2 separate regions of the Homo sapiens genome follow, and region 1 is linked to region 2. Evidence: read pairs that join two places in POLR2A ChIA-PET (ENCODE). Cell type or tissue: GM12878. All regions are shown on one strand. Each heading gives the region's core, and the rest is flanking DNA. Links, peaks and the distances in the headings are about the cores only. Region 1 has its middle 110 kb from the start of DTNBP1. Region 2 has its middle 89 kb from the start of LINC02543.

Region 1 (10,969 bases), core at 3,031-7,030, 130 kb before region 2:
GCAAAGAGAGAGGGGATGTGTTCTCAGCAAAGGCAAGACTCCAGCATGTGCAAAGGCACAGAGGAATGAAAGTTTGAGTCATGGGGAGAAGGAATTGCTCTGTGTGTCTTGGGGCATGGTGGGCGGCGAGGTAGAGAATACCAGTTGGGCCAGACTATGAAAGTCACTGAAGCTATTGTAAAGCTTTCTTCTGGAGGTGAGTGGTGACTTTTAGTCAAGGGAGGTACACAACCAGTTTTCTGTTTGACATGGTAACTCTGGCAGTAACTAGGAGTTCTGGTTGATGGTAGTCCCATCCGGTCATCAGGAAGACCATCTGGAAGCTAATGAGACAATTCAGGTAAAAAAGTGAGGACCTGAACTGAGGTAATGACAGTGGAGGAGAAAGAGGAGAAAGACTGGGAGAGATTTAGAAAGTCGTCATGGCTGGACCTGATGAACGACTGCATATCATTGATGAGGAAGATGGAGGCAATGCAAGGAGGATGACTCTAAGTTTCTATTTGGGGCAACAGGAGCACGATGGTGGTATACATTGAAACAGACATCTCAGGAAGAAGAATACGCTCTGGGGGAAAGCTTGATCTCCGTTCGGGAAACATTGAGTTTGAGATGCTTCTAGGACACTGCAGTACAGATGCTGTCAGTAGTTGGAAATAGCATCCTAGAATTCAGGGGAGAGCCAGAATTGGAGATGTAGATTTGTGAGTATTTGCTGTATATGTGGTTTATGTTATGGGAAAACACGAGATCACCAGGGAAGAGCACCGTGATGGTGATAGGACAAGAGGTCCTAGGATAAAACTGGTGAAGATCAGTGTGAGAGATGGAGGCCTATTGAGTTGAAGAAAAGTAATGAACAAAGGCAGGTTGTAGTCTTTCAGCCTAGGCTTCATGAGGTTGAGCCCTTTGCTTTGCAGGTTTAGAAGCTTGTCTTTATTAGTTCACCTAAGGGATGAACTGACCAAGGTCTTGACATCTGATTCATCTAACCAAACTCATAAGAATCTGCTACCTAAAGTAGAATGAGGTTCTATTAATTCACAGGTGGAAATACTAAAATGCAGAAAACTAATCAGGTACTGATGAAAGGATATAAACTCCAAACTCATATTGCTTTGTGTGTTATCTGCTTAAAGGTGGAGACATTTCTATTAAAAAACTAGTATTGGCTGTCTTCAGTATTGGGTGGCCTATGGAATAATACAGGTGTACCTCATTTTATTGTTCTTCACTTTATTGTGCTCTGCAAATACTGCGTTTTTTAACAAGTTGAATTTCGTGGCCACCCTGAGTCAAGCAAGTCCATCAGCACCATTTTTTCCAACAACACTTGCTCATTTCATGTGTCAGTTTCAGCAATTTTTAGCAGTACAGCATTTCTAAGTTGAGGTATGTACATTGTTTTTAAAGCCATAATGCTATTGCACACATAGTAGACTACAGTATAGTATAAACATAACTTTTATATGCACTAGAAAATTAAAAAATTTATGTACTTGTTTTACCGCAATATTTGCTTTATTGTAACGGTCTAAAATCAAACCCACAATATCTCCAAGGTATGCCTGTTGTGTGACTGAAAACCCCCAAACTAAGTGTGCCGTAGTTAAATAAGTTTGATAAAACTTAAATCCTTCTCTTAGATGTTCACAAAGTACATATGAATTAAAGACTTTAAGAACTTCTCGAGTAAAGCAACCTGTTATGCTTAACCCAGCATTTGCAAATCCCTTGATCATAGAAGTTTCTCACCTATGATACCAGCCCTCATTTCTGGCCTGGCATAATCTGTCTAATCAATAGCTCCTCTTGGATGTATAACAGACATTTCAGCCTTCACGTGTTCAGAACCAGATTCTTGAAATCTGCCTTTCCCAGCTAGTTCTCATCTCCCCCAAGTTAGTAAATGTTAACTTCACTTTCCAATTGCTTGATCCCCAAATCTTGGAGGCTCTCTTTTTCTAACACTCTGTATGTAAAAATCAGCAAATCCTATTGGCTCTGTGAAAACATATCCCAAATCTGACTACTACTCAGCAGTTTCATTCTGACCATCCTAGTCCAAACTGCTGCCAGCTTCCTCCCGGACTATTACATTAGCTATCTAAGTGGTCTCCCTGCTTCCAAACTTGTTCCCCATAGTGTACTCTTCATACAGCAGCTTTTAAAACTCAAGTCAGATTGTGTCACTCCTCTGCTCAAAATCCTCCAATAGCTTCCCATTTCAGTCACAGCAAAAGCCACAATTCTTAGAGTGGCCTATGACGCCCTACCTGATCTGACCTTCCATTACTTCTCTGATTTGACCTCCCACCACTTTGCCCTTGGCTTACTCTGCTGCAGGCACACCGGCTTCCTTGCTCATCCTCCTGCCTCAGGACCTTTGCACTTGCTGGTTTTTTTCTGTGAGGAATGCTCTTCTCCAGACATCAGCATGGCTCACTTCCTCATTTCATTAGGGTCTCTGCTCAAATGACCACTCATTTTCTAACCATCTTATTTAAAATATATCTGCTTTGTGTTTCTTCATAGCATTTTTCAGCATGTCACTGTGTGTATATATGTGTATGTGTGCATATTTTGTTACTATCTGCACCCCCTGCCTCCCCCACAACTAGGATGTAAGCTCCCTGAGAAGGACTTTTACTTTTTCATTGCTGTATCCAGTATTTCAAAGAGTGTCTGACATGGCATAAATATTTTGTTAAAGATCTGAATAAACGAATACCCCCATTACTAGATCTGCAGAACACACCATGAGAAACCGGTTTAGACTTTTGGTGCCTGCTCTGGGCCGTGATATAGATTCATTTTTCCTTTTTCTTTTATTTTCTTTATTTTTGAGACAGAATCTCACTCTGTTGCCCAGGCTGGAGTGCAGCGGCATGATCTCAGCTCACTGGAACCTCCATCTCCAGGGTTCAAGCGATTCTCCCTGCCTCAGCCTCCTGAGTAGCTGGGATTACAGGCGCCGCCCCCACGCCCGGATAATTTTTAAATTTTTAGTAGAGATGGGGGTTTTGGAATGTTGGTCAGGTTGGTCTCACACTCCTAACCTCAGGTGATTTACCCCCCTCAGCCTCCCAAAGTGCTTGGGATTACAGGCGTGAGCCACTGTGCCCAGCCCCTTTTTCTTTTCTATATTCCTTATCAATCATCATGTTGTTATATAAGTACCTGCAGTTGCAATTTTTCCAGACTGTATTTTATGCTGGTTTCATTTGAGATTGTTTGCAATATCATTAGAAAACAATCTCCAAGTCACAGGGATGGATAGACTACATCTGAGAGGTTCCTGGGATGGGCTAATCTCATCTATTTATATTGTTTTAAAAAATAACTCATGATTTTGAAGTTCAGTTTGTTTTCAAAGGGTAAGGTTAGAAACTTGGAAAAGGCCTTAATAAAATGCAGGCTCTGAACCTAGACTTGTAGACATGGGTGTCTTTGGTTTAAAGCATGCTGTACTGTAAGAGGTCAAAATTTGGGGGTTTAAAATAGAAGGATGGAAAGCACCAGAGTCAGCTGATATAGAAGTCAATGAACACTTATGTTTGGTTTCAGGTGAATATCTATATTCATCTCAAGCAGAGCGCACAGTTTTGCCTTATACTTGTTTAACTGTTTATTGTCAGTTTCCCCAGCTAGAGTGACAGTCCCATGAGAGGAGGGGCTTGTCTTGTCTACTGCATTTCCAGTGCCTAAATGGTACCTGACATGTAGTAGGTGCTGGTTAAATACTGGTCCCTTGGTCATGCTTTGCGCATGTCCATTCTAGTCTTTTCCTGCTGCCTACTAAAGACTTATTCTTTGCTTCATGACTTACTTATTTGGTGCTTTTTACTTAATGATGCTCAACATGTACTTTCATACATACTAACTCAGGAGACTGTTAATATTTGTTGAGTACCTACTATGTGTTTGGAACAAAGGTACAGGAGTATGTGAAGTTAGTATTCTAACCCATAATAAGCTACTTAGTCTCCATGGATAGCTTGTATTTTGAAGCAGGAAATGCCTATATAAAACTTTCTCCTGAAAAAAATAGAGTCAAAAATATCTAAAAGTGCTATCTGATGTTTCCTTGCCATTTATGGAAGAGAACAATGGAATGTATCAAATAAGGGAAAGAAACGAAGACAGAGAGAGTATTGACTTAAGTAAAAGGTCACATGCTTACTAAAGGAATTGCAACACAAGCCAAGCAATTCATAGCATCTCATCAAAGATGCGGGATTCCATCACTGGAACCTGGGAGGTGGAGTTTGCAGTGAGCCGAGATCGTGCCACCGCACTCCAGCCTGGGCTACAAAGTGAGACTTGGTCTCAAGAGAAAAAAAAAAAAAGATGCTGGATTCCACTTACCTTTCCCCAGTGAAGATTCAAAAGCCTATTAGCCTGTTTGAACTAAGATGTCAGACGGTGGCCTCAAACTCCAATCAATAATAGCACAAGGACTGAAGGCACCCACTGTTTCTCAAGAGTTCCAAACCACTCTTAATACAGTTTTACATTCCATCTAATATTTTGTTCTTGATGTTTTCTGATCTTCCAATTGTACTACACCCCTAGGGAAAAACCAAAATTTTTTTTATGAGAAAGCTAATTTTCAATTAGTAGAGTTAAGAAGAAAATCTTATAAACTTTCCTTCCTAAGCATATAGCTATACCCTTGAGAGAACCTTAGCTCATTGTGTGCTCATGAAAAGAACACAATATCCTGTATGAGTCAAACCTGAAGATGCCAAATGGTGATATATAAGCTTTTAAAGAAGGTTAGAGAACTGAGCCAACACTTTAGTTTTGTTCTTTAAGGGTAGAATGCTGGGGGTTATGGGCACTGCATATTATGCAGGAGGGGTGATGGATGATGTCCTCATTATCCTTGTTTTCTAGATTTGGCTGGTTGCAAGGTGGGGCTGGAAAGTCCCTTGTTGGTAATAACGTCAAGTGTATTGATACTTGTGACTCAGAGGCACCATTAAAATTGATATGTAAGTGTGAAGTGTGATATGTAAGTGTGAAGGTAATATGGTTTCTCTTCTTATTTCTCCATAATACTCATGGGACACTTTCGATGATTTAAAGCAGAATGATTTATTATGACTTTAATGTTCTAAGGAACTCTTCTATCTACCCTTGACCTCATCTCAACTGCCATTGTTTTAGTAAGGGTTCTGGTTAGAAATCTTTTCTACCAAGGGTAGGAACTTTTTTGTTATTGGGGTTGGCCCTCTGAAGTTTCACTGAAAAATCAGCTCACAGAAGGCAGGTTAATTGGAGAAAAGGTGTACAAGTTTCATGTGTATACACAGAAGACTTCAGAATGAAGACCTGAAGATACAGGGGAATTGTCCATTTTTATGCTTAGGTTCAACAAAGGATGGACAGCCATGTAGAAATGTGATTGGAACCAGCCTGGGCAACATAGTGAGACCCTGTTTCTACCAAAAAAAAAATGTAGCTAGACACAGGGGTGCATGCCTGTAGTCCCAGCTATCAGGAGGCTGAGGCAGGTTGTTTTTGGCTGCTGCCAGTTTCTGGTGATCGTCAGCATTCCTTGACCTGGGCAGCAACACTCCAGTCTTTTCTCTGTGGCCACATTACCTTCTCCTGTAATGTCTGTGTAATTTCCCTTTGCCTCGCTCTTATAAAGGCACCTGTTAGTGCACTTAGGGCTCACCTGGATCGTCCAGGGTGAACTCCTCATCTTAAGATCCCTAACTTCATTGCATCTGAAAAGAATCTTTTCCCACATAAGATCGCATTCATAGATTCTAGGCATTAAGGCATGGGCGTGTCTTTGGGAGCTGCACCATTCAACCCAGTCTATATGCCATATTTATTATTCTGTATGTGTAGCTTAAGTCAGTCTCGCTAGCAGCTACAAAGGTTTTTAAATTAGCATTCTGACCTGAACCTTCATAAATCATTATTCCTTGAGGACAGCAGCCAAGGACAAGACTAGATTAAGATTTTGAACAGGAGAATGGTTGATAGAGGGAGTTAGACACTCATAACCAATTGCCAGAGACGAGGCAGGAAATTCACATGCGTTAAATATCTTTTCCATTCACTTGCAAATGTGGCCTTGTGGCCAGGTGCTGTGGTTCAGACCTGTATTCCCAGCACTTTGGGAGGCTGAGGCAGGAAGATCACTTGAGGCCAGGAGCTCAAGGCTGCAGTGAGCTGTGATCTTGGTATGCAGGGAGTGCCACTGCACTCCAGTCTGGGCATCAGAGAGAGACCCTGTTTTCAAAAAAAAAGATGGCCTTGTTTGATTCTTATTACAAATCTGTGATGGACCTCGTCTAATCCATACTCCTGTAAATGTGGAAACAGGCTCAAGAAGCTAGGTAACAATGTTCTTAAGTCCCACCAACCAAGGGCAGAGCCAAGATTTTGATCCAAATCTGTTATTGTCTCCAAAGCATACATCCTCTGTCACAAGTGAGGATTTCTGGGTGCATCTGGGACCTCCAAGCCAGCTGTTACTGCCATATGCCTATGTCCTCCCTCTGCTGGGGTTCCCAATAGGGAGAAGAGGACAGAGCTCTTAAGGCTTTGACAAAAGTTGAGTCCTTGGTCTAAGTCAATAGTTTCTGGATTCTATACACTATATTAGGAAAGGAGAGGAAAGAAATAATTATGAACAGTGTTCTTGTCTGTCACGATCATATATGATTACCATCATTGCATCTCCATAACTAGAAAACTGAACAGGTAGGACAGGTTTGAAAAATCCAAATGTGATTTTCAGGGTGGGGGATTGAACAAGGATATATGAAGGTATCAGTGTGACAATTTAGTAATCAGTTTCTTCCTCAATAAATTTAAAGAAAAACCCAGAGGCAGTAAGTTTTTTTGTGAAAACTAATTATGACACTTTGAATTTCAAAATGAGTAAACATACTTTGGAGGAAAGAAAGCAAATACATGGAAGATAAAACAGTTTGGTTTCAAGATTAACACTTAAATATAAATTTTGAATGTCTCTTTGCTAGGTAAGGAAATTTTTTATTCTAACTGTGAAGAACTGGAGAGAGAATTTCTTCTCTGGTCATATGCATGAAATTCAGATCCTTTCTTGCTTCACTTTAAAAATAATTGAATAACATCAGCGTCCAAGAATTTGAAGACAGCATAATTAATAGATGGATGATAATTCAACCTGCCTGAGAGAAACTGCGTTTAAGAAGAAAGCCCCGGCCGGGCATGGTAGCTCACGCCTGTAATCCCAGCACTTTGGGAGGCCGAGGCGGGCGGATCACGAGGTCAGGAGATGGAGACCATCCTGGCTGACGTGGTGAAACCCCGTCTCTACTAAAAACATAAAAAATTAGCTGGGCGTGGTGGTGGGCGCCTGTAGTCCCAGCTACTCGGGAGGCTGAGGCAGGAGACTGGTGGGAACCCGGGAGGCAGAGCTTGCAGTGAGCCTAGATCGTGCCACTGCACTCCAGCCTGGGCAACAGAGCAAGATTCTGTCTCAAAAAATAAATAAAATAAATAAATAAATAAATAAATAAATAAAAAGAAGAAAGCCCCTGATGGCTCAGCCCTTGGTAAGAGTGTATTCCTGCTAAAGATGGAGGTTAAATGCTTAGAATTGCTGAACAGTTACCTCCTTTGCAACGGTTATTAAGCAGAGTAGCTGATTTTTAATTAGATTTAAATGTGTGACTCACTAATGGTTAATGACAAACAATTTAATTATCGGGCCTTTCATTTTTTCTGGAAAGCCTCAGACTGCTCCTGGAATCCTTAATGTGGGCATGTGAAGAATATGGGCATTAATGGGTCTCAGAAGTTTTTCTGTTTTATCTTGTGGACAAAGGCACAAATGGTTAACTCGATTTTATTGAATGTCTCTTCATAGTCAAGATAAGGTTAATGCCCCTGGGGGCTTGGAGATCCACACCAGGACACAGCCCCATTGGTTGGCTTCATTGCCTGCTCTCTTACCCTCCTGGATCCAGCTCCTGAAAGTGTTTTACTTTTTACCAGGATGCTTCTAGAGGATGTCAACTGATTAGCCAATCAAGGTAGGTTCTGATAAGATGTAGACCCCTCCAGGCATATTTAAATCCTATTAATGGATTCTTCCAGAGAGAAAGCCTTTTGAGATGTAGAGAGATGACGCTGTGATAGTGGGATGACAGATCTGGGGTTAATAATTCCTGGCAGGAGAGCCTGCCTGGAGTGTCTCATGTCTCTCCAATGATGGCAGATGCCTCCTTGCTAACTAGGAGCTGACTGAACTGGCCGTTCTGAAAGCAGTAGCTGTGGCTATAGCTGAAATGACAGTCACACATGGTCAGCGTAAAAAGGACTCTGATCATTTAAGTCATCTTCACACATGATCACAAGTGTCTGCAAATTCCAAAAGCAAAGTGTACTTGGTATCATAGACTCTTAAGGCTGTCTCTGGCCATCACTCATAGTATGGGGCATGCTCAGTCTTCTGGAATTTACAGCTATCAGCCAGGATGATGGTGTCTTTCCAAGTTGAAAAATGTCTTTCAGATGTTAACTAAAATTTTAAACAAACTGTTTAGGCAAAGATGTCACAGAGAGGCTATTTACATTTAAGATAGCAGGTACATTTAGTAATATAATCTGTGACATTTACAGAAAACTTATTGGACATTAACTTTTGTCTTCCAATAACCCTATGAGGGAGGTAGTATTATCCAAATTTACAGATGATAAAACAGAGAGGTTAAGTAACTTGCAGAAGGTGACCCAGCTGGTAAGTAGCAGAGCTGGTTTCGAAGCCCACACTCTTACCTATAATGCTAAAATTTGCATATGTAATCTATGTGATTCTTACTTTCAGTTGCATAATTGATTTTGCCACATGGATGAAGACAACTTGAACAAGGGCAACATGGACAGCAGAGAGGCACTAGAGCATGATAGTCTAAAGCATGGATTCCTGTGTCACCTAGTATGAGTAGATCCCCGAGGTCTAGCACATACAGCTGTGAAAGCTTGGGCAAATTGTCTTAGGACTTCAGTTTTCTCATCTGCAAAATGGGGACAATAAGTGTATATAACTCATAGGATTGTAATGGTTATAGGCGACAACTGTGACAATACCTAACATTAATTGAATGCTTCTTTTTGTGCCAATGATGAGAAAGATGGACGTGATTAGCTTTGCCCCTGGCACATAAGCATTTTCATTAGCTATTCGTATTATTATTTAATACTACCTGTCAAACCCATTTCGACAAACTTCAAGAGATCATCAACTTCTTTTGCCATATCAGAATTCTGACCTACCGAAAATCGCTCTTTATAAGTGGGTCAGGGATGGAGCTTGGAAATCTTTTTTGTTATGTACAATTTCACCTATAATTTATTTTCCATTTTAATCTAATGCATAATTGAACACACTTTTAGAATATCACATTATATATTGCTTCTATTACTCTCAGAAATACTTTGTCTTTGTCATAGGGTATTACTAAATCTAGCTGAATTTCCAACTTCCCAAGAACCTGATAAACAGGCTCATTTTTCTTCACAGATTAGTAAGGAGAAGGAAATTAACTCTGAATCCTGATTCTTGTCTATAGTTTAAGGGAAAAAAATACAGTTAAAGTGACTTGAAATCATAGTCATAATCAAAATGATGGGGTTATTCTGCAGCTGTCAGGGGTACCCATGAGCTGCAAAGTAGCACCTGCAATAACAGCCTTGATTTTCTAATCCATTTCACAATCCACTCTTGGCATGAAGCACGTTCTACCTTTCGAACTGTCAGATTCTTGGGCTGAGCAAATTGGGTACAGCTTTTCGATTACACATTCAGTTCTTTCCCAGCTTTAAAACTGATTTCACATTACCAGTATGATTTATCAAGGAGAGAGCCATCTTAAGGCACAAGCCTAAGTTATAGAGGTGGCCCTGGGGTGTAAGCAAAAGCACTGCAGAATTTCAGATATAATAAAACAGGGTGAGCCTGCTATTACCTGTGTCCTAGATACAAAAGATACTCTTCTGATAGCCTGGAACAGCTGGCACCAACACCTCACTTTATTAGGGGGCTGCTGTTTCCATATTTCCAGGCCAGGAAGCCCTATTTCTTAGTAGCTAGAATTGTATTCATTAAAAAAAACAAACAAACCAGGTTTGTATCACTCTTACCAAGCAATCAAGCATAGTCTGTTGATTAGGGCCAGCCTGAAGCCAACTAGTCGGGTAAAGTTAGCTGTCTTCTTTCCAATTAGTGCTTCTTGCCCCTCCTCCATAGGCCTGCCCAAGGCATCCAATACCTATGCTTCCCACTTCCTTCTAGCAAAACCAGCTCTCACACCCTTTAATCAAGCCTCAGTACAGTTGACCCTTGAACAATGCAGGAATTAGAGGCTCTGACCTCGTGCACAGTAAAAAACCTGCATAACTTTTGACTCCCCCAAAATTAACTAATAGCCTACTATTGACCAGAAGCCTTACCCAAAACATAAACCAATAACATATGTGACTAACCATATTTTATATAGGTATTATACACTATATTCTTTTTTTGTGTGTGTGTGTGTTTTATTTATTATTATTATACTTTAAGTTTTAGGGTACATGTGCACAATGTGCAGGTTAGTTACATATGTATACATGTGCCATGCTGGTGCGCTGCACCCACTAACTTGACATCAGTATATTCTATGATAAAGTAAACTAGAGAAAAGAAAATGTTATTAAGAAAATCATAAAGGGCCAGGTGTGGTGGCTCACGCCTGTAATCCCAACACTTTGGAAGGCTGAGGCAGTGAATTGCTTGAGCCCAGGAGTTTGAGACCAGCCTGGGCAACATAGCAAATACAAAAAATATGAAAATTAGCTGGGCATGGTGGCACATGCCTGTAGTTACAGTTACTTGGGAGGCTGAGGTGGGAGGTTCACTTGGGATGGGAGGTTGAGGCTGCAGTGAGCTATGATTGTGTCACTGAACTCCACCTTG
Region 2 (10,969 bases), core at 4,038-8,037:
AATTCATCTTATTTATAATACCAGTATGAAAGGCAAGGTCTTCTGCAGATTAAAGAAAGCTAGTTACTTCAGCAGTACACTTCAGACGTGTACATGCACAGGCCAGCAGTCACTATTTTTCCAGAGTCCTCTCCACATGGAAAGGTTAGAAAAAAGGAAATCCCAATTGCACTCTCAATTAAACAGCCACTGAGTGCTCCAAAGTATGGTTTTTAGCAATGTACTTTATTTTTATTTTTATTTTTGGAGATGGAGTCTTGCTCTGCTGCCCAGGCTAGAGTGCAGTGGTGCAATCTCAGCTCACAGCAACCTCCGCCTCCCGAGGTCAAGCTATTCTTCTGCCTCAGCCTCCTGAGTAGCTGGGATTACAGGCGCCCGCCACCGTGCCTGGCTAAGTTTTTTTGTATTTTTAGTAGAGATGGGGTTTCACCATCTTGGCCAGGCTGGTCTTGAACTCCTGACCTCGTGATTACAGGCGTGAGCCCAGCCAACAATGGATGTTTTTGACTCTAGGTCTCTTGCACGCAACATCTCAAGCTTTCCAGCAGTGGTAGTGTTACCAGTGGTGGAATTCACACAAATCTGCAGCAAACTCGATCCTTGTCTCCTTGGAGGAAAAAATTCTGCTGAGGGGCAGACACAGGTTTAAAGCAAAGGGAAAGACTGAGGCAAGTTTTAGAGCAGGGATGAGAGTTTATTAAAATGTTTTAGAGCAGAAGCAAAAGGAAGCAAAGTACATATGGAAAAAGGCCAAGCTGGCAACTTGAGAGGCCAACCGCCCCATTCAGCCTTTGACTTGGGGATTTATACATTGGCATGATTTTGGGGCTTTCTTTTCTCCTCCCTTGATCCTTCCCTTGGGGCGGGCTGTTGCTCAACCACCACATGCACAGTGTTGCTCAGCACTTGGGAGGGTGACTGCGTGCATAGTTTATTTTACTGCAGTTGCGCGCATGCTCTCTAGGGGCAATTTTCCTTTACCGGTCGACTGTTCCCAGGTGAAGGTCATATACCTGCCACTTTGCCTCTTAGTGTGCATGCTTGGGCCTGCTTGTCCAACCCCTGAACTCTTATTGAGAAGCTGCTGATCACCAGCTCCAGGTATTTTCTATCTACTGGGAGCCTGTCTTTGCCTGGTGCCGGCTGTGACCAATTATCATTTCAGAGAGAGTTTAACAACCGCCTGATCATCACCTGATGGTCACCTGACACTCCTGGGGGTGCCCTCTCCTGCCCTGCTCATATCTGCCTATCTACTCTAACAGTAGAAACATTCTAACACACACTTTATAGTTTTCACGTGGCAGCTAACTTTGTACAGGCATTGCAAATTCAGATGGGAAGAGCTCCACCTATGATTTTTGTCTGAGACTTTAAGGTTAGTAAAGAAGGTCAGACGTTTCTCCTCCCCTGGGACTCCCATGAGCTCAAAACCTCAAAGATGTTTCACCAAAATGACAGGCAATGTTATTTTGGTTAGAGATATGCTTCTTCAAGGAGAAGTGAAAGCATCTCAGCTTCAGGAGTGATATGACTGTGTGCCCTTGAGCACGTTTCATGGCATGGAAATGAAGAGACCACTCCCTTCAAGGCAGTGAGTCATAGCTCCGTTGGGGTCCATGTTGCTCCTAAGAATCCTTTCAAAGCTGGGCATGGTGGCTCATGCCTGTAATCCCAACAATTTGGGAGGGTGAGGCAAGAGATGTACTCGAGCCCAGGAATTTAAGACCAGCTTGGGCATATTAGTGAGTCCCCATTTCTCCAAGAACTAAAAAATTAGCCAGACATGGTGGCACCCCCCTGTAGTCGTAGCTACTCAAGACACTGAGTGGGAGGATTGCTTGAGCCCAGGAAGTTGAGGCTGCAGTGAGCTATGATTGTGCCACTGCACTCCAGCCTGGGTAGCAGAGCGAGACCCTGGCTAAAATAAAATAAAACAAAAAAAAACTTACTTGTGTTGGGTGCCTTTTGTGCTGTCCACTCAGGTGACATCCACCCTGGCCTCCTCTTCCTTGGCAGTCCTAACCATAGCACTCAGCACTTTAGCCTGTAAGGGATGTTAGTGGAGTGTCCACAGCTAAACCAGAACCTACTTGGGAGTGGAGACTGTGAGCTGTCCCTTTTGTCTCTCATAGCTCCTATAATTCCAGTGACTGGCCAGTGTGGTGTCTCATGCCTGTAATCCCAGAACTTTGGGAGGCCGAGGTGGGCGGATCACCTGAGGTCAGGAGTTCAAGACCACCCTGGCCAAAATGGTGAAAACCCGTCTGTACTAAAAATGCAAAAATTAGCTGGGCATGGTGGTGGGTGCCTGTAGTCCCAGCTACTTGGGAGGCTAAGGCAGGAGAATAGCTTGAACCCGGGAGGCAGAGATTGTAGTTAGCCAAGATGGTGCCACTGCACTCCAGCCTGGGCAAAAAGAGCAAGACTCTGTCTCAAAAAATAATAATTCTAGTGGCTGATGAAGATGAAGAAGAAAGATGATGATGATGACAGGTTAGCAGCAATAGCAGCTAACATTTTGGACTACCAAAGCTGATGCTGAACTGTTTTCACTGGATTTCTCATTTCATCCTCACAAGAATGCTTTGTGGTACAGATAAAGAGGCTGAGACTAAGAGAGGTTAAACGGCTTCTTAAGGTTGCCGTAGGGTTGAATAGTCTCTCCCCAGTATTCATTTCTACTCAGAACCTGTGAATGTGACCTTATTTGGAAATAGGATCTTTATTAAGTTTAAGATGAAGTCATACTAGATTAGGTTGAGCCCTAAAGTCAATAATTGGTGTCCTTAGAAAAAGAGGAAAATGTGGACACAGACACAGAGGATGCACACAGGTTAGGAGGCCATGTGAAGACAGAGGCAGAGGTTGGAGTGATGCTGCCACAAGCCAGGGAATGCCAGGGATTGCTGGCAACCACCAGGAGCTAGAAGAAAGACATGAAGCAGATCCTTTCTCTAAACCTCCGGAAAGAACCAACCCCAATGACACCTTGATTCTGGCCTTCTAACCTCCAGAACTGTTAGAGAATACATTTCTGTTGTCTTAAGCCACACAGTTTGTGGTAACTTGTTACAGCAGCCCTAGCTGATGGATATAGTAGTTTCACAGATACTTGGTTGAATAAACTGACTTGGGTGGTGTATTAGTCCATTCTCACGCTGCTAATAAAGACATACCCAAGACTGGGTAATTTATAAAGGAAAAAAGTTTAATTGACTCACAGTTCCACAGGGCTGGGTAGACCTCAGGAAACTTACAATCATGGTAGAAGGGGAAGCAAACACATCTGTCTTCACATGGTGGCAGCGAGGAGAAGTGCAGATCAAAGTGGGGAGAAAGCCCCTTATAAAACCATCAGATCTCATGATCTCACTATCATGAGAAGAGCATGGAGTAACAGTCCCCATGATTCAATTACCTCCCACAGGGTCCCTCCTATGACATGTGGAAATTATGTGAACTACAGTTCAAGATGAGATTTGGGGCCAGGCACAGTGGCTCACACCTGTAATCCCAGCACTTTGGGAGGCCAAGGCGGGCAAATCACTTGAGGTCAGGAGTTCGAGACCAGCCTGGCCAACATGAGGAAACCATGTCTCTACTAAAAATACAAAAATTAGCTGGGCGTGGTGGCACACACCTGTAGTCCCAGCTACTTGGGAAGCTAAGGCAGGAGAATCGTTTGAACCTGGTAGGCAGAGGTTGCAGGGAGTAGACATTGTGCCACTGCACTCCAGCGTGGGCAACAGAGTGAGACTTTATCTCTCAAAAAGAAGAAAAAAAAGATGAGATTTGGGTGGGGACACAGCCAAACCATATCAGGTAGTGACTTGAACCAACCTATAACTCACCTAACTCATCTGAGAGATCTGCATAGCATTGATTGCTATGAGAATCCAATGTAATAATGTAACTGCCCCATGGGTTCTCCTTACCCTCTGCCTAGACAGAGCTGATTTATTAAGACAGGAGAATTGCATTAGAGAAAGATTTCAATTCATGCAGAGCTGGCTGTATGAAATTTTATTATTACTCAAATCGGTCTTCCTGAGAATTTGGGAATTGGAATTTTTAAGTATAATTTGGTGGGTAGGGGCCAGTGAGTTGGGAGTGCTGATTGTTTGGGTTGGAGAGGAAATCAAAGGGAGTTGAAGCTGTCCTCTTGCACTGAGCACTTCCTGGTTGGGGGCCACAAGACCAGATGAGCCAGTTTATCGATCTGGGTGGTGCCAGCTGATCCATGGAGTACAGGGTCTGCGAAATATTTCAAACACAGAACTTAGGTTTTATATTAGTGACGTTATCCCCAGGAGCATTTGGGGACATTCAGAATTTTGCAGCCTCCAGCAGCATGACTCCTAAACCATAATTTCTAATCTTGGGGCTAATCTGTTAGTCCTGCACAGGCAGTCTAGTCCCCGGGCAGGAGGGGGATTTGTTTTGGGAAAGGGCTGTTACTATCTTTGTTTTAAACTATATGTTCCTTCCAAACTTAGTTCGGCCTATGCCCAGGAATGAACAAGGACAGCTTGGAGGTTAGAAGCAAGATGGAGTTGGTTAGGTCAGATCTCTTTCACTGTAATGATTTTGTCAGTTATAATTTTTGCAAAGGTGGCTTCAGTAACACTTTTGCCACAACAAAATCTTTGGCTCTCAGTGTGCTTTGTTGTTTTGGTTAAAGTACTTCATAAAGTATAGCAATGCAAGCATTTGAATATGCACAGAACCCCTCTGGAGTCATCCACAGGGAATTGGTAGAGGAGGTGGTCTCTGTGTAACTGCCCAGCGGGTTCTTCCTGCCTACTGCACAGACAAAACCAATTCACTGAGACCACAGGATTGTAATGAAGAAAGAGTTTAGTAGACACGAGGCTGGCCATGCCATGTGGGAGACAGAGTTGTTACTCAAGTTGATCTCCCAGAAGATTCAGAGGCTAGGATTTTTCAAGGATAGTTCGTTGGGCCAGGGAGTCTGCTTCTGGATGAGATCAAGACTGGTGGGCAGGGGCCTGTGGGTCCGGGTGGAGCTATTGCCAAAATGCAAAAACCTGAAAAGACATCTCAAAAGGCCAGTCTTAGGTTCCACAGTAGAGACGTTACCTGCAGGGGTAATTGGGGAAGTTGCAAATCTTGTGATCGCCAGAATAATGGTGGTAATCATTTACATCTATACCTTAGCAGAATTCAGGTTCTTCACATCCTCCCCGTGGCATTTCACTCTCTTTACAAAGGCATTTAATTTTGGAGAAGGGCTATTACCATTTAAACTATAAACCAAATGTGTCGCAAAGTTAGCTTGGCAAAAGCCCAGGAATAATTAAGAAGGGCAGCTTGGAGGTTAAAGGCAAGGTGGGGGTTGGTTAGATCAGATATCTTTCACTGTCATAATTTTCTCACTGTTACAATTTTTGCAAAGGCAATTTCATCTGGGGATGGGAACTGGTTGCGGGGAGTCAGGTGTGGGTGAGGACTTAGTCTTCACTGTTTACATTATTGAATTGGGTTACGTATTCATGCAGCACCTATTTTAAAAGGTAAAAATTTAAGTGATAAAGAGCTATGTGACAGTTATTCCCTGTGACTCACTTTCCTCTTCCTCTTTCTGTTTCTCTCTGTTGCTGTGTCTTTGGTGAAGCAGAGGGTAGAGGACATCATGGGTCAATGAGCTGTGGGTTGGGGCCCAGGACAAGGATAAACATTCCAGATCAAGAGTTGAGTGCTTGTCTCCCACACAGTACTCCCACTCCCTGCTCTGAGGCTACTTGCTGCTATCTTCATTGTGCATGTCAGGCAACGCAAATTCCCCCCATCCCCCATATACTCAGACCTCCAATCATTTGTCAAGTAGCTCATACGATATTATGTCGAGGGCCTGGGGCAGTACTTGCCCATAGCAAGTGCTCAGCTGAAATGCACTGAGGTACATGGCTGGAGCCCTACCCCGATTCTTACTGGATGAAGGCTTCCTCCCTCCCCTTGTTAGGCTGAGCCCCAGGCAACTTTTCCAGAAAGGGTACAGCTGTGGGGACAGGAGGGCATACATGCAGCACCCAGAAATGATTCTATCTTCTCTTCCATCCCTATTAGGCCAATCTTTCAGAATTTATGAAATATCAAGCAATGTAATCAAATGAGGAATCCGTTGCACGCACTGTGGGCCTGAAATACCAAAGGCAGCACAGTGAGGAACAGAAAGGAGGAATGCAATCTGTTTCCAGCAAGTTAAGGTAGAATTGAGCTTGCCTTCCTCCCCCACCTTCTCACTTAGCCTTTCACCAGAAAAATCATGCAATTTCCCCTTCTCTCTAATGTATACTAATGTATGGTATTTGTAGTGGATGAAATTGCCATGCAGGAATTTGGGATGCTGGTATCTGAGGAGGCAGATGTCTTGCGAAAAGGTTACCATGAACCTGTGGGGAGGGGTGTTGCCCACCGCCAGGGATCTACAGCTGAGACTGCTCTGCCTGGGCCTCCCACACGCTGGCTGGCATCTGGCTGGACTGGAACTGTAACCGCCAAATGGGTTCACCTTGCCCGCTGCCTAGACAGAACCAATTTATCAAGACAGGGGAATTACAATAGAGAAAGAGTAATTCACACAGAGCCGGCTGTGTGGGAGTCCAGAATTTTATTATTACTCAAATTAGTCTTCCCGAGCATTCTGGGATCGGATCTTTTAAAGACAACTTGATGGTTGGGCGCGGTGGCTCACACCTGTAATCCCAGCACTTTGGGAGGCCGAGGTGGGTGGATCACCTGAGGTCAGGACTTCGAGACCAGCCTGGCCAACATGGAGAAACCCCATCTCTACTAAAAATACAAAAATAAGCTGGGCGTGGTGACTGCGCCTGCAGTCCCAGCTACTCGGGAGGCTGAGACTGGAGAATCACTTGATCGAGGGAGGCAGAGGTTGCAGTGAGCTGAGATGGCACCACTGCACTCCAGCCTGGGCTACGGAGCAAGACCCTGTCTCAAAAAATAAATAAATAACATAAAGACAACTTGGTGGGTGGGGAGAAGCCAGTGAGCCGGGAGTGCTGATTGGTCAGGTCAGAGATGAAATCGTAGGGAACTGAAGCTGTCCTCTTGTGCTGAGTCAGTTCCTGGGTGGGGGCCACAAGATCAGGTGAGCCAGTTTATCCACCTGGGTGGTGCCAGCTGTGCCAGCTGATCCATCAAGTGCAGGGTCTGCAAAATATCTCAAGCACTGATCTTAGGAGCAGTTTAGGGAGGGTCAGAATCTTGTAGCCTCCAGCTGCATGACTCCTAGACCATAATTTCTAATCTGTGGCTAATCTGTTAGTCCTACAAAGGCAGTCTAGTCCCCAGGCAACAAGGAGGCTTCTTTGGGGAAAGGGCTGTTATCGTCTTTGTTTTAAACTGTAAACTAAGTTCCTCCCCAAATTAGTTCAGCCTATGCCCAGGAATGAACAAGGACAGCTTGACGTTTAGAAGCAAGATGAAGTTGCTTAGGTCGGATCTCTTTCACTGTTTCAGTTACAATTTTGCAATGGCAGTTTCAGAACCACTAACCTTATTTTGGCTCACAAACTTATATATGCTTTTCTGGACTTGCCCTCTCCCTTAGCTATACTTGTTTTTTTCCAAGATACTCGTTTTGACTCAAAAGAAAATTGTAATAGGGAAGAAATCAAATCTTCACCTTACTGCGAGGCAAACAGGAGTTGGAGAGGTTTGAAAGTGTTCTCAATTAGAGGACGGAAAAAAGTGTGACAGGTAGGCCACAGGGAAATGCTTTTCATTTGTTCAGACAGTCACATCAGAAAGAACCAATCTGTTAGAAATACTAAACGGGTATTGGTATGGATTTAGAACAAAGGCTACTGACATAAACATGAGCACGCACATGTCTGCAGTTCTGAGCTGGAAGACACATCTGTTTATTAAGGGCTCAGTCCCCTAGGGGCAGAGATGCCCAGACCGGTTAGACTGGATTGGGAGTCCATTATGGATTGAATCCATTGTGCTTGGGCCACCTGTCTGCTTGTGATAAGAGAGAGGCCCCGGAAGGCGGAAGAATCATCGGTTTCCCTGGTCAGATGAGGCATCAGGGGTGGTTTTTCCAAAGGGAGCTGTGTGGTTTTACTTTCCCCACGTAAGGATTGAAAATCATGTTATTTGCTTCATACTAATATACGTAGGTCTACATATGTGTAAAACCTCATTGAATCTCCTCCGCCAGCCAGTCGGGTGTTAATTGCCATTGACATCATTTCCACTTCACAGATGAGCACACCACAGTCCAGAGAGATTTAGCATCAGGTTATAATGTTTGGTGTTTGGACCCAGATAGTCTGGAGTCAGGAGGCTATGCAGATTAATCCAGTGGGCTCTTTATCACCGAAATAGAGCTCACTCATACATTCCAGAAGTATTTACTGAGATTCTGAGCGCTGGATGCCATTCCTGGTACAGGGTGTTGGGGAGGGAAGATGGGGGACCCAAATGTGAATAATGCTCAGCTCTGGCCTCTGGGAGCCCACCTGCTGCTGCGGAAAACAGCCAATGATAAAATAATGGGTAGGACAGGGAGAGTGGGATGGGATCCCAAGAGATTCTCCTCATTCAGCTGTGGGGTGATGGTATCAAGGAAAGACTTCCTGAGGGAGGTGAATCTCAAAGGATGAAGGGGTTACTGGTGGGCAAAGCACTGGGGATGAACATGCGTGTGGTGGAAGATGCATGTGTGTGTGCGTGTGTGTGTGTGTGTGTGTGAGGTCTGTGTATAGTATGTTAGGTGTGTGGGTGTTTATGTGCGTGTCTCTGAGGAGTATATATGAGGTGTGAGAGACGGGGTGTGTGTGTGGCTATGAAGAAAGTCTATGAGCAAATCTGTATAGCCAGTATAAAGACTTGAAATGTACTAAACGCATAGACATGATAAATATTTGGGTGCTGGAAACCCTAAATGCCCTGACTTATCATTACCGACTATCCATGTAACAAAATTTCACATGTACCCTGTAAATACATTCAAATATAATGCATCAAATCAATCAATCAATAATAGAAGGGTTGTAAAAAAGCAGGGTTCAGGAGCTTGATTGTGGAGAAGCAGGCTGTACTGTGACATTAACTTTCGTGTGAAACTCGTATCAGGAAGATACAGACAGGGATTTTTTCATCTCTGATAATGACAGCTCTGAGCACCTGGAGGGAGGAAGGCCCTAAAGTAATCTCTGTAAATGAGTAGAGGGCTGAAAAGACAAGCAGAATGAGATAGTTAAAGAGGACGATTTAGCCTTTATTGGGTCCCGAGGTTCTAAAGGGCTAGTTAGGGAGAGCATGCTGAGGCTGTCCTTGCAGCAGACCTGATTCAGGGGAAGCTCCCAAAGTCCAAGGGTCGTGGGCAGCAGGCAAGGTGGCTCTGGTGGCAGCAGTCTTGAATTCAAATCCTGCTCCCTCCACCTGTGTGACAATGTGACCTGGGGTAAGTTGTTTACCATTGTGGAGCCTCACTTTGCTCACCTATGAGGCAAAGGTAAAGGCATGGCTTGCAGGTATGTTAGGAAGATAACACGAACTAAAAATATGTGGACCTAGTGCCTTGTGGGCACTCCGTAGAGCAGCTTTCTTTAGGTTCTTAAGTCAGGGCCATAGGAGGGTGGTTTTTCCCGACACTATCAAATACAGTGTCAAAGCATGATATTCCAACACATTGAGCTTTAAAGATCGAATTGGCTATTATTAGCAATTCATAATCCAGGCAGTGTCCAGTCTCTGAAATAGACTGTCAGGAATGGCAGAACAGTGGATTTTTGTAAGGCACCTGAGCGGGAACGAGGAAAACAGCAAAAAGCAGATTGGTCAACATCAGCTGACTCTGGGTTATTTTCCTTGTATGGGTGAAAGGAGATGGGACTTCCTTAACACTGGCTCAGGTTGACTGGGCTTCTTTTGATTAGTTGCTATGAATCTCCTGGGTTGCGTTTGTTTGTTTGTTTGTTTGTTTTGAAAACTGGCCTGTTTGGGTATTTTTCTGTTTTTTAAAATTTCTGTTTGCTTATGTGGCACTTATCATGAGTGATTGCATTTTGGTTTGGTGTGTTGGGGCTTAATGCAGGTGCTCAGTCCAAAACAATGGCCTCTTATAGATTTTATTTAAGGATAGAATAATACAGAGGAAATCTGCCCAGGCAAACAGAGACAGTATATGAATTGTTATTTAAAGGAGCACCTAAATATCTTGGTTTGAGTGCTTTCTGTTTGTGGTTAGAAAACAATTTCAGAGAGAACTGAATCACAACACTAGAGGCACCATAGGTGGTCTCCAGTGCTCTCTATGAGGGTTAAGACATTCTCAAAAGAAATAAATTTTAATTAACTTTAACTTAAATATATCTAGAAATTTCAAAGGACGGTAGGAGTCCAGAGGCACATTGTAAATTTTAATACATTTTATTTTTTTTATTTATTTTCTTTTCGAGATGGAGTCTCACTCTATATACTAGGCTGGAGTGCAATGGCGTGATCTCGGCTCACTGCAACCTCCACCTCCCAGGTTCAAGTGGTTCTCCTGCCTCAGCCTCCTGAGTAGCTGGGATTACAGGCACCCACCATCATGCCTGGCTAATGTTTGTATTTTTCTAGAGATGGGGTTTCACCATGTTGGCCAGGCTGGTCTTGAACTCCTGACCTCAGGTGATCCTCCCCCCTTGGCCTCCCAAAGTGCTGGGATTACAGGCATGAGCCACTGTGCCCAGACTAAATTTTAATACATTTTAAAGTAAAGATCACACACTTGGACATAGAGTATGGAATGATAGACATTGTAAACTTGGAAGGGAGGGAGGGCTGGAGCCCAGTGAGAGATGAGAAATCACTTAGTGTACATTATTCAGGTGATGGCTACACTAAAAGCCCAGACTTCACCACTAGGCAATATATCCAAGTAACAATAAAAATAAAATAAAATAAAAAGTAAAGATCCACTGTGTCCCCC

The links. ChIA-PET counts read pairs that join two places held together with the same protein. Peaks named below come from ENCODE experiments on the same cell type or tissue, not always from the same donor. Only the 100,000 strongest peaks of a DNase experiment are listed, where the experiment ranks them.
Region 1: POLR2A ChIA-PET joins it to region 2 with 5 read pairs; 1 of 35 experiments calls an interaction of 5 or more read pairs at or near these places.

The regions. Positions count from the first base shown.
Region 1 is chr6:15,771,792-15,782,760 of GRCh38, forward strand. No RefSeq gene overlaps it. Among named protein-coding and RNA genes, the nearest start is that of DTNBP1, 110 kb to the left of the region's middle. In GM12878, for the core only: no CTCF peak of the experiment used is centred there; a DNase peak (open chromatin) is centred at 4,950.
Region 2 is chr6:15,900,339-15,911,307 of GRCh38, forward strand. No RefSeq gene overlaps it. Among named protein-coding and RNA genes, the nearest start is that of LINC02543, 89 kb to the right of the region's middle. RefSeq lists enhancers at 972-1,061, 1,242-1,521, 4,834-4,983, 5,694-5,873, 7,840-8,134 and 1 more. In GM12878, for the core only: no CTCF peak of the experiment used is centred there; a DNase peak (open chromatin) is centred at 5,647; H3K27ac peaks cover 3,403 bases.